3 separate regions of the Homo sapiens genome follow, and regions 2 and 3 are each linked to region 1. A link is an interaction called in ENCODE POLR2A ChIA-PET data of the cell type or tissue named here. Cell type or tissue: PC-3. All regions are shown on one strand.

Evidence for each region. Peaks named below come from ENCODE experiments on the same cell type or tissue, not always from the same donor. Only the 100,000 strongest peaks of a DNase experiment are listed, where the experiment ranks them.
Region 2: POLR2A ChIA-PET joins it to region 1 with 6 read pairs; 2 of 35 experiments call an interaction of 5 or more read pairs at or near these places.
Region 3: POLR2A ChIA-PET joins it to region 1 with 5 read pairs; 1 of 35 experiments calls an interaction of 5 or more read pairs at or near these places.

What each region holds. Positions count from the first base shown.
Region 1 is chr9:21,679,903-21,683,902 of GRCh38, reverse strand. No RefSeq gene overlaps it. Among named protein-coding and RNA genes, the nearest start is that of MTAP, 120 kb to the left of the region's middle. In PC-3, no CTCF peak of the experiment used is centred here; a DNase peak (open chromatin) is centred at 2,112; H3K4me3 peaks cover 358 bases; H3K27ac peaks cover 3,759 bases.
Region 2 is chr9:22,142,218-22,146,217 of GRCh38, reverse strand. No RefSeq gene overlaps it. Among named protein-coding and RNA genes, the nearest start is that of CDKN2B, 130 kb to the right of the region's middle. In PC-3, no CTCF peak of the experiment used is centred here; a DNase peak (open chromatin) is centred at 1,797; H3K27ac peaks cover 1,828 bases.
Region 3 is chr9:22,255,085-22,259,084 of GRCh38, reverse strand. No RefSeq gene overlaps it. Among named protein-coding and RNA genes, the nearest start is that of DMRTA1, 190 kb to the left of the region's middle. In PC-3, no CTCF peak of the experiment used is centred here; no DNase peak of the experiment used is centred here; H3K27ac peaks cover 260 bases.

The DNA.
Region 1 (4,000 bases):
GAACTTATGGAAAAGAAAAAGGATGCTTAGAGCTCTTGATTACTTCCATTAATGATGAGTTTGACAACCTGCATCTGCAAAATCCTCAGATACTTTACCATTGAACGTTCACATTGCCAGCATTCCCTCATGCTTGGATATTTAGGGGAACTGAAATCGACTCCTGGTGGTAGATTGGTGGTCTTCCTTTGACAGACCCTCTTCAGCTTCTTATGGTGTTTTATTTGCTATTTAATGTTCTAAATAAAGAAGATTTTAATTTAAATTATTGGCATGAATTTTATCATTTCATCATATATCTTTATATTGAGCAATACCAGTTTGAAATGCATATATAAGAGCATTTAGTTTGAATATACCCATGTATTTCATTCTTACCAGAACAGTGAAAACACTCTACTCATTCAGCTGTTGTATTTCATATCTTAATATACTACACTCACATTCTGCCATCACTCTCTCCTTTCAACTTACGAATAAATAAGGAAAGACTTTTTAAAAAGTGTGTGCTGCCCTATTTTTCCGTTTCCTTCTTTGTAATAGTCCCTGGACTGACACCTGTTGAAACCAGACCCTTCCAGGATGGTACTGGCAGTAGAATGACCTGACCATGTTAGAGCAAAGCTCCTCTTTCCCCACCTTTCCTTTAAAGCAGCCGGTTAACCTTCTTTGGCCTGCTCTGCTAAGTAATAATGCTTCTGGGGCATTTGGAGAAGAATTGGTGTGAATGGGTTTATATATTACCCAGATGGCCTCACTATTACTCATAGTCAATTGGGAAATTTCCAACCATTTCTACTTCTAATTACCTAAGGGATTTGAACAGACATCTGCTATTGAGCTCATTTGAAAAGAGCATGTCTGAGTATTAGGTTTCACTCAACAAACATTAAGTGAGAACCATTAGTAAGGGAGTGGGGTGAAATAGAAGAAAGTCCTTCTGGTTTCACGAAAATATCAATTTAGGTTCAGTCCCCAATTCTGCCACTACTGTGTGTATAACCCTGAGAATGTCAACCTCAGAGCATCTTACTGATCTATAAAATAAAGTAATATCTCTTTTCAATGTTGTGAGGAATAAGAAATATTTTTGTGCTTAAAAACTCCTCAGTAGTAATAAGTGTTTAATAAATGGCAGCTGTTATTAGTGTTGCTTTCTTATTATTCTAAACTTTTCTAGCAAAAGGAAATGCTCAGAGAAACTGTCCGGTTCTTCTTTAGGTGTTCCTATCCCATAAGGCTGTTATATTTAATACAGAAAATGGGTGGAAAAATGCTTAGTAAAACAACAAATATAGAGTTACTATGGTTATTTGGAGAAAAGGCACTTAGAGCCTGAGAAACACTGTAGACTAGGCCAAATAGAGTGACTTTCCTTTGTTAGAATATAAGACAAGAGGACAAAAAAGGAATTAGCTTAGGGCATAGCTGAGATAATGTTTCTCATACGCTTCTTGGATTGATTTATTCTTTAATTGAAGCAATTCTAACATAAATTTTGTTTGGTGGTGTTTATGTGTACCTGTGTTCATGTGTGTATGTATGTGTGTGTGTGCCTCTGTGCATGTACACACTAAATATTTTTATTTGACTGAACAACTTTCGTTTTATTGATCTTAAGGATTAGGACACAAGAAGGAACAAGAAGGAAAGCTGGAGTTTGCTCTTAATATATTACTAAAAAAATGAAGCTAAAAATATCCTAATATTGCTAGCTGGATGCATTTACACATATTCTAAATCTATAAGGCTTAGGAAATTGCTTATACGAATACTCATTAATTCAGTCTATTCTTTGTCTCTGAGTAGTGGATAACCTTTTTGAAAAGTTGAATTTCTTTACTAACCTGGAAAAACCTACACTATTTGCAGAACATTTATTCTCCGTAAGCTATCCTGACTAAAAGTCTGGCATTAGGAATTGGCTGTGGCAACATAGGCCATGTGATAAGGGGGTTATTAGATTACCTGAATAATTCTATCAGTAAAGACAGCCTATGTAGGCATGTAACTCAGTCCTCTGAGCCTTGTGGTTAAGTTTTATTTGCTTGCCTTTCCTGGGTAATTACTCAGATTTCCTCATCACTTGGCTATATAGACATCGTGAAGATTTTTAGCTCAAGCTCAGAGAGTTAAGAAAGGCTGATTCGCATAATTGGTATTCTGCCTTTAAAACATCTATTCATTAATGCTTAAATGAATAATTTGCCTGAACTTGCCTTTTGAACTTTCTTGCGTGGGATGCTATTTGCCATCCATGACTATGAGGTTTTACAAGTCTACCTAGAAATACATAGCCTTCTTAAAGTCCTTTCTCCCTTCCTCTCCCTCTTCCTTCCTTGTTTTCTCCCTTTCTTTTTTTTCCTTCCAAATGTTTTTTATAGAATTATATAATGCTAGATCTTGACAGAACCATGGAAATTGTAAGTCTTCTAGTTTTTCACAAACTTCATTAATTCCTACACATGAATTTTAACATATCTAGTTATTTAATATTTTTTCTAAATAGATTATTTTTTTAAAAAACTAAAATATCCTTTAGATACCTTCTAAAAAACTATATTCAAGGATCATGGACTTAGTAGATTGACTATTTTTTCCTGATAAATAATAAAAGAAATGTGTATCAAGTCAAGTTTGGACATACACCACTTAAAATCATCTCAGTTAGCTTTCGGAAACACTGTCCCAGGCTTCAAATGAGAAAACTGAGGCCCAGAGAAATGTAGTGAAGTTTTCCAGAGGCCAATTAGGAATATAGCTAATAGTTGAAACCATGCTTTCGGATTCTTAAATCCAGGCCTTTCTTGGTGTAGCACACTGACTTGTGTTTCTTATCTATTTGTCAGGTTTTAAGAAATAATCACAAACTGTTACAGAAAAACCATCAGTAGGCATGCAGTGAAAACAGCCCATCTTCCTATTTATTTTTTCTTTAATACTTCTTAGGTCACCAAGTGCCACAGATGCAAGACAGTGGTCCTCAACAAAAGTACTTATATGGAGGTTCACAAAGACTTTCTAAGGGCATGGATAATGTTAAGGATGTTTTCACAGCCACACGTATCCTGTGAATTCTTTCCTAAAAAACGGTCTGTAGTTACAAAGAAGCCATGCTTTTCCTCCACCTGGAATCTTAATATGAAGCATTGTCTTGGAGGGAAAAACACTTCAGCTGGTGTAGGCGTGGAAGAGGGAGAGTTTCATGTCTGGGTAACAAATCACAGGGGGGCTCTAATTCTTTGCCTTCTGCTAAAATGAAGAAGGGCTAAACAAATTTTTCGCTGATAGATCTTTAAAAATACTTTTGCATTGACAGTAATTTTTGGCACAAAAGTTGTATAAAGGTCCAAGAATTAAACGTCATAACTGTAATTAAAAAGTGTTTTCATTCTCATTCATAAATAAAGGTTTTGTTTGTTTGTTTTAGCGTTTACCTCAGTTAAAATGACAAGAATAGAAGTAATATCAAACTCTAACTTATTCTAGCAATAAGTAGCATTCAGATACAGATCTATGAGGGAAAAACCAAAACCCGTTAAGAGATAATTTTGTTCTTTTAGATTTAATGTATACTTATCAATATTTTAATATTTTAATTAGTTATATTAAATGATTCAATAATAGAATGTATTTTGATACATTATTAATACATGCTTACTACTAATACTTGTAATATTACAGAAGAAATATTTTTTAACATTTACAACCTGTTAGGAAATTAAAAAATTATATTTCTTTTATATTTTTGCTGCAAAGAAGTATAACAGGGTCATTAGTAGAAGATTTAAGAATAAAATAAAATTATATTTTGTGAATTAAATTATATGAAATTTGGATAAAACTTGATGCGAAAGGGAACTTTTAAAATAGGCTTAAAAAATAGAGAGAAGATGTAAAATTTCCAGATGTTAATGAAGAGTTCATTTATGGATTGCTATTTTCTTAGATTTCTGATGACAGGAAATTAAATCACTTTCTTATCTAAATTTCATAAGAT
Region 2 (4,000 bases), 460 kb before region 1:
ATGATTAAGTTCTAGATTCGTGTTCTGGCTTCAGTAGTTTAATTAATAATATAACTTCAAGTAATTCACTTAATCCTTCTGAGCTCAAATTCCTCATTGTTAAAGGTAGGGAAGAGGAAGAATATTACATATACTACAGGATTGTGTTGAAGTTGATATTACTAATCCTTTGATGCATTCATTGATTAAATAAATACTTAATAAGTGGCTTCCATGTCTAATAGATGCCAGGCTCTATATGTGTTTTGTGAATCAAAAATAATATGCCAGTGCTGTGAGTTACTATTGTGTCTATGCAACAAACTAATTGAGATTTTTTGTTTGTTGATTTGTTTGTTTGAAATGCTTTTTCAGTCATTATATTCAGTAAATTCAAGTACCAAAAGGACATTTTCCAGTTCAACCACAGCGACAATTTTAATTGCTAAATTCAATAAATAGTTTGCAAACCTGATAAAGAAGATAGCATCTTACTTCAAAGCAGTTAAAAAGGCACTCAGCCAAGAAAACCAGAAAGTAAACTGAGGTAAAAAGAAAAATAATGAGTAAAAAGAGAAGAAACTGCAGCAGGAAATTTGGGAAGGTGGTTTGAAATGTACTTTCTCATGATTATGTGAGCTCAAACTCTTTTTCATTAGCTTTCTTAGTGTGAGGACTACCTGAAAATATGAGATACTTCACTGATAATCAACCTGTTTGTTGGCTGGAGTTCTGCAGAGCACTTTATCTGACTGACTTATCATAAGGTGTTTGAGAGATCACCTGTTTTTTGATATTTGCATTACCTGACTTTTGAAACCAAGTTCCACACATATCTTTATATTATAATATAGCATTTGTTCCCAAGTACAAGCAGTAGACATGGCAGAAAATTAATTGTACAGAGTTGAACTTATTTTACTGAGAACAGGTAAGGAGTGAATATAAAGGGAGAGAAATATTTTATTATAATGCCCACAACTTTTATCGAACCTTACTTCTTTACATATTTTGATGGGACTAATTCTACATAAGTGTTTTATGCCATTTGTTATCTACAATGCAATATCAGTTTTTCTGCCTGTTCAAGGCTTTATTTTAAATATATGCACATACATATATATTTTATGACCTCAAGGAATTTGAAAGCCTCTCACGTATACCACCTGTTTCCTTTATTACCACTTTAGTTTCAGGACTGACAACCAGGAACAATAAATAAATCCGGATTAAAATGCAGTGAAATAAGAGTTAAAAATCAGGAGAGGAACCTAAATAACTTTGGAAACGAGTGGAATCTCGTTTGACAGTACATAAGCATTGTACTCTAGTTAACAAAGTTATTTCTTGGTTAAAATAACTAGAGTACAAGTTAAAAATTCTGATATTCCAATACCTGTATACTGGAATTGACAGATGGCAGGAGCCAGGATTATCACTGTTGGGATGGGAGTGTACAGATAAACAAGGGGATAAGGCTAAAATGATACATGTGATACTGGATTAGAGTTGGAGACACCAGTATGAACACTCATGTTTAGCTCAAAATTGATACAGATGGCTATGTATAGAAATATATGTGTGTGCATATATATATATATATTTTTTTCTGTGTGTGTATACACAGCTTAGCATACACACACATAGCATAGTATGGTTCCTTGCTCTGTAAGCTGAGAGGGCCCAGAAGTAACTACATGCTTGTACAAATAAGCATAACCAGTGTCCAGATATTGGTTCCTAATAAAAGGAAACTGACTAAAGGAATCAGGGCACATTGTAGAAATGACTAATCCTAGGACTGGCACAGGAAATAAACAAGATGAGCCTGGAGGATCTTGTAGTGCCAGAAATGAAAAATGTGCTAATAAACACACACACACACAAATCCTACATTTGCCAAGGTATGTCAAAGAAATACGGAAGTCAACTGAAAGAGCTCCCAGTGGCCAAATCTAGAAGTATGTAAGCAACAAAATAATAAAAAAGTATTAGATTATAACCCAAAGTATAAAATTAATATCTATGAGCTCATACTAAATGACTGAATAAATAAATAAAAGGAGAAGTAGAAAAAATCTCCCATGCAGAAGAATCCCCAAAAGTTTATGCAACAACTTCACCCTCAAGATGGGGAAATAAAACTTCCTATTCCTAAAATGTGGACTGCTCACAGTGACCAATTCTAATAGAAAGGAGTTTTACAAAATGCCTAGTCAATACTCCTTAAAATTGTCAAGGTCATCAAAAACCAAAAAACTATGAGAAAATATAACAAGCCAAGAAAAACATAAGGAGACATAACAACTAAATGAATGGTTGAATGGTGGTATCTAGGACAAGATACCAGAACAAAAAGTATATTAGGTAAAAACTTAAACAATTCTAATAAAATATGGACTTTAGGTAATGACAATGCATCAATCTTAGTTAATTGATTGTAACGAACATACAATACTAATGAAAGATACTAATGACAAAATGCTAATGAATGATGTTAATGACAGGGAAAAATCACTGTGGAGTTTATGAGAACCCTTTGTACTATCTTCTCAATTTTTCTGTAAGTCCAAAACTATTCTAAGAACAAAGTATGTTTTTAAAAATAGACACTCAAGAGGCCTTTCATAAAATATCAATCCTTATAAATTTTTAAAAAATTAAAAATGATAAGATACTTCCTCAGCATGATATATTGGAGCTTGGAAAGGAATCACAGAGGAAATTTTACACTGATTAAACAACTTTCAAGTTTCAAAAAAATCTCTCAAATTAAAGGATTAAAAAACTGAGAAAATATAGTCAAAGTAAAAACAATAAGAGTTGGTATTCCGCATCTATATAGAGCCCTTACAAATTTATTTTTAAAAAAACCCTCTATTTAAAAAGGGGCAAACGTCATAAGAAGGCAGTTGAAGATAAAGAAAATTAAAGAACTAAAAAAATGGAAAATCATTTTGTCTAACTGCTACTCAAAGAAATAAATATTAAAGCAAAAAAGAGATACACTAACATTCTATGTCTATTAAAATCCAAAACTGTATACATATAAAATTATACATATATATATATAGCTGGCTATTACATATATATGGTTATATATGCATAACCATATATATTTACCATATATATTGTTATAGGCAATAAAACAGTTTCATCAGACAATGCTAGTTAAAGTATCAATGGCTGTATAAACTTTTGGTATATTTTTGTAAAATTCTATTGTGTTCATATGACTCTAATAATCTATCTCACAAACTGGAAAACTGTTTCTATAAAGGTCCAGAGAGCAAATATTTCAGGCTTTGTGAGTCACTTAAGCTCTGTAGCCGCCCTCAATTCTATTATGGTACAGAGACAGCAGTCATACACAATATGTAAATGAATGCATGTGGCTGTGTTCCACGTGTAGCAGTAGTCCAGATTTGGCCTATAAACCATAGTTTTCCAATCACTGAATAAGGAATAACAAAAGTGAAAGAAAATGAATGAAACAAGATTACATATACCATATGATCTTAACTACATAGAAAGTATTTGTAGAGAAAAATGCCAGCAGAAACAGCATTAAAATGTTGACCAGCTTTTTGTCTGGATAATAGAATAAAGACTTTTTCCCCATTATTCCGGCACTTGCAACTTTTTAATGTTTCAAAAATAAGAAAAAGAAGTCCTAAAGGTAGTTTCTTTGATTTGTTTTTATCAGCAAGCTGGAGATCCCCGGGCCAATTTAAGACTTGAAAGTATTCTTATATGTAATATTTATACACATTCAAGAAAATATCTAAGTTAATCCTCATCCAATTCTCTACAAAAATGGGCTCTTTTCAACATTCAAAAATTACATTTTAAATATTACTTTTTTTCATCAATTCAGATTTTGATTCTGTGTCTATTGTTAGTTATTAATGAGATGCTTTACTTCTTCCGGAACTTCTGATACTTTCCAAAGATCCCCTAAAGCCACTGTATTGGAAAATGTTGCCTGCTTTTCTAAAGCTCTTTTTAATGACTCATATTC
Region 3 (4,000 bases), 580 kb before region 1:
GAAGCTGCAGTGGGGTGAAGAAGTGTGTGGGCTGGTGCATAGCCATGGGGGACACCCTGCTGAAGTTCTTCACTGTTCAGGCACAGTCCATCAGTGCAGAAGCTATGATGCAGGCCCCCAGGGCTTCTGAGGCTGCCTTGAAGGCAAGCATGGTCAGACTTTGTTCCTAGGACAGGCCAGAAGACCAAGGGGTGCTCAGGTCAGACCAAGTTATCTGATGGGTCATACCACCCTGCAGAGTTCAGGACCAACAGTTCTCCTAGGGCTTAAGTCTCCTATGTGAGCAAGTTGAGCAGAGTAGGGTAGAAGTGGGAGTGATTTTTAATGGATACAGAGTTTCAGTTTTACAAGATGAGTTATCACATGGATGGTAGTAATTATTGTACAACACTGTGGGTGTATTTAGTACCACTAAACTGTAGACTTAAAATGATTAAGATGGTAAATTTTATGCTATGTGTACTTTACTACAAAAAAAATTGGAAAAAAATTGTCTTCAAAATGTTGCATCCTTCTGCCTTAAAAGGATTCTGATGAGAATCTCCTGCCTGGCCATGAATACATAACAGTTGTCAGATGATCACTTTACCTATAGTTCACTAAAGGCCTAATTAATGTGAAAAATTGTATATCTAGCTTTATTCTTATCACACACACACATTACTTTCAAACTTACATTCTATCTTTAGGATATGTAGAATTTCTCTCAATTCTTTGAACATGACTTACTTCTTCTCATTCAGATCCCAGAGAGCAGAACACCAGCAAACAGCCTCTGTGGTGTTCAGTTGATAAAAGTGACTTAAGCTCCAGCATGTGAGAGAGGAAGACAGCCTCCCTCTGGAACTCACCTTTCCACTGTGGATCTGAGCAACCCAGGCTGAGGGAAAGCACTTTGTGTCTCCCACACCCTGGAGCTAACTTGGGAAGAGGCTGAGAGGCTTAGAGATGCTGTAAAGAAAGATACCATGAAAACTTGCATACACTTTCAGTCCAGGGTCTCAGTCCAGACCCAGAAGTGAGAGCAGGATGCCATTTTTAATCTGAATGTGTACAAAGTCAGCCATTCTTTGTCGACACAGCAGTGTGGCTACACAGGCATTTTAGTCTCAGGCCAGGGAGCACCCGCTCTCAGTGTGGTAAGGGCCTCCACAGCCAGAACTCTGGAAAATGCCTCAGCAGTAAGGCAAAAATTGTGTTTTTCCCCTATCACAACCCTGGGGCAGGAGGAGACCTGCTACAGCTGTAATTTCTCCTAAGTGGCAAGATTTGCTGCCAGGGCCAGCTTGACAACCTGGAACTGATTGATATGTGCCATTGCTGGATTCCCTACCCTGCTCTCCTGAGATTGTAGCTCATTGGGGGGCCCTCTCTGTTCCACCCCTAGGCTGAAATCCAGGCATTTGGAGCATTCACTTCCCTGGACCAGCAGCTTGAGCTGCCCCACCCTTCCTGGAAATAGATCATGTTGCAGAGAGGCTCTGTCTTCTCCACACCCAAGCAGATATTTAAGAATTCAGAGCACCTGTTTGACTTGTTCAGCAGACTGAGCCACCCTACCCTTCCTGGACATAGACTGCAATGAAGTGGAGTTTTCTCTTCTCCATGCCCAGGCAGGTATCTGTCTCCAGGCATTTAAAGCACTCATTTACTTGGTTCAGCAGCCTGAACTGCCTCACCCTTCCTGGACCTAGATCTTGGTACAGTAGGGCTTTCTCTGTGCCCCACCCTCACAGATCTCCAGGTGTTCAGAGCACCAGCTCACCTGGATTAGCAGGCTAAGCTGTCCCACTTTTCCTGTGCAGATATCCTGGCACACCTCTCTACTACATGCTCAGGCAGATCTCTAGGCATTAGGAGCACCTGCACAAGCAGATATCCAGGCATTCAGGGCACCATTCATCTGGATCAGCAACCTGACCTGCCCCACCCTTCCTGTGCAGAGATCCTGGTACAGGGATAATCTCTCTGCTTCATACCCAGGCAGAATGCCAGGCATTTGGAGCAACCACTCATCTGGTTCAACAGCCTGAGCCACCCCACCCTCCTTGGACATAGATCATGGTGCAGCAAGTCCCTCTCTGCTTCAGGCCCAAACAGATCTCCAGAAATTCAAAGCACATGCATGCCTGGTTAATCAGTCTGTCACCCAACCCTCCTGTTCAGAGATCTTGGTTCAGGGGATCCTCTCTGCTCCATGCCTATACAGAGCTCCAGGCACTTAGAGTGCTTACCCTTCTGGATTAGAAGCTTAGGCCATCCTCCAATTTTGTGCAGAGAACCTGGAGCTGAAGCACTGTTCCAGCTCCATCCCTAGGCACACCTGTGAGTATTTGGTGGCTGCTCACAGGACTCTCCCTTGGTGCTGGTGCCTTCGCCTGCCATCAGGAGACCAATAGGTGGACCTGCCCAGTCATCCCCTGACCCTTTATGGTCTTTGCTGCTCTGGGGCTGGTCAGGGAGCTCAGACCACTGTACACGCCATGAATCAGCCTATTGTCTTAGGCAATAGGGAGTTTCTGCCAGTAAATAAGAATCAAGTATATACCCAGACACGTTGGCCACAGCCAGCTCTTACCTGTAAATGCCATCAATAGCTTGTAGGTTGAACTCCACAGCCCAATATAAAATCAGCCAAAGTAAATGAATAAGGCTATGAAAGCAAAGCCAGAAGACCCTATCCAACATTCTCTACAGTCACATCCCCCCAAAATGGAGGGAAAAGGGAAAAGGAAAGAATAAAAATTATAATAATATTAACATTATAGAGAAAGCAAGAAGAAGAAAAAACTCTACCCACACAAAAATATTACAAAAATTTAAAGAGCTAGTGTCTCCATATGAGAAGGAACCAGCATAAGAATTCTGCCAGCATGAAAAATATGAAAGGAGTGACACCACAAAAAGACCACATCAGCTCTCCAGCAATGGTCCCTAACCAAAATGGAAATTCAGAAATGACACATAAAGAAGTCAAAGCATGGATTGCAAGGAAGGTTAATGAGATCCAAGACAACGTTGAAAATCAACACAAAGAAATTTATAAAGCAATCTAGAAAATGAAGGAAGAGATAAAGAAGTCAATTAGAGATTCTGGAATTGAAAAACTCACCTAAGAAACTTCAAAATACAACTGAAAGCGGTATCAACAGACTGTATCAAGCAGAAGAAAAAAAATTTAGAGCTTGAAGACTGTTTTTCTGAGCTGACACAGTGAGACAAGAATTAAAAAAAGAAGAATTTTTAAAAAATGAACAAAGTACTTGAGAAATATGTAATCATTCAAAGCAAACAAACATACAAATTATTTGGCATTCAATAATAGGAAATATATTTGAGGGAATAATTCAAGAAACTTTCTTAACCTTGCTAGACAGGTAAAAATCCAGATACAAGAAACTGATAGAACATCTGTAAGATACTATGCAAAATCAACATCACCAAGGCATACAGCCACCAGTCTGTCCAAGATCAACACTGAAGAAAAAATCTTAAAGGCAGCTAGAGAAAAAGGGAAGATCATGCACAAAGGGAACCCTGTTGGGCTAACAGCAGACTTCTCAGCAGAAACATTACAAGCCAGGAAACATTGGGGGCCTGTTTTCAGCATTCTTAAAGAAAAAATAATTCCATCTAAGAATTTCACATTCTGCCTAACTAAGCTTCGTAAGAGAAGGAGAAATAAGATATTTTCCAGACAAGCAAGGACTAAGGGAATTCATTAGCACTACACCAGCAATACAAGAGATTTTTAAGAGAAGTCTAAATATGGAAATGAAATAACAATATCTGCTACCACAAAAATACACATAAATACATATTCTGCAAACCCTATAAAATGATCACACAATATGTGACCCTATAAAGCAACCAGGTAACAACTTCATAATAAGATCAAAACCTCACATACCAATATTAACCTTGAATGTAAATGGCCTAAACACCTGACTTAAAAGACACAGAGTAGCAAGTTGAATTAAAAAAAAAAATCCATTAATCT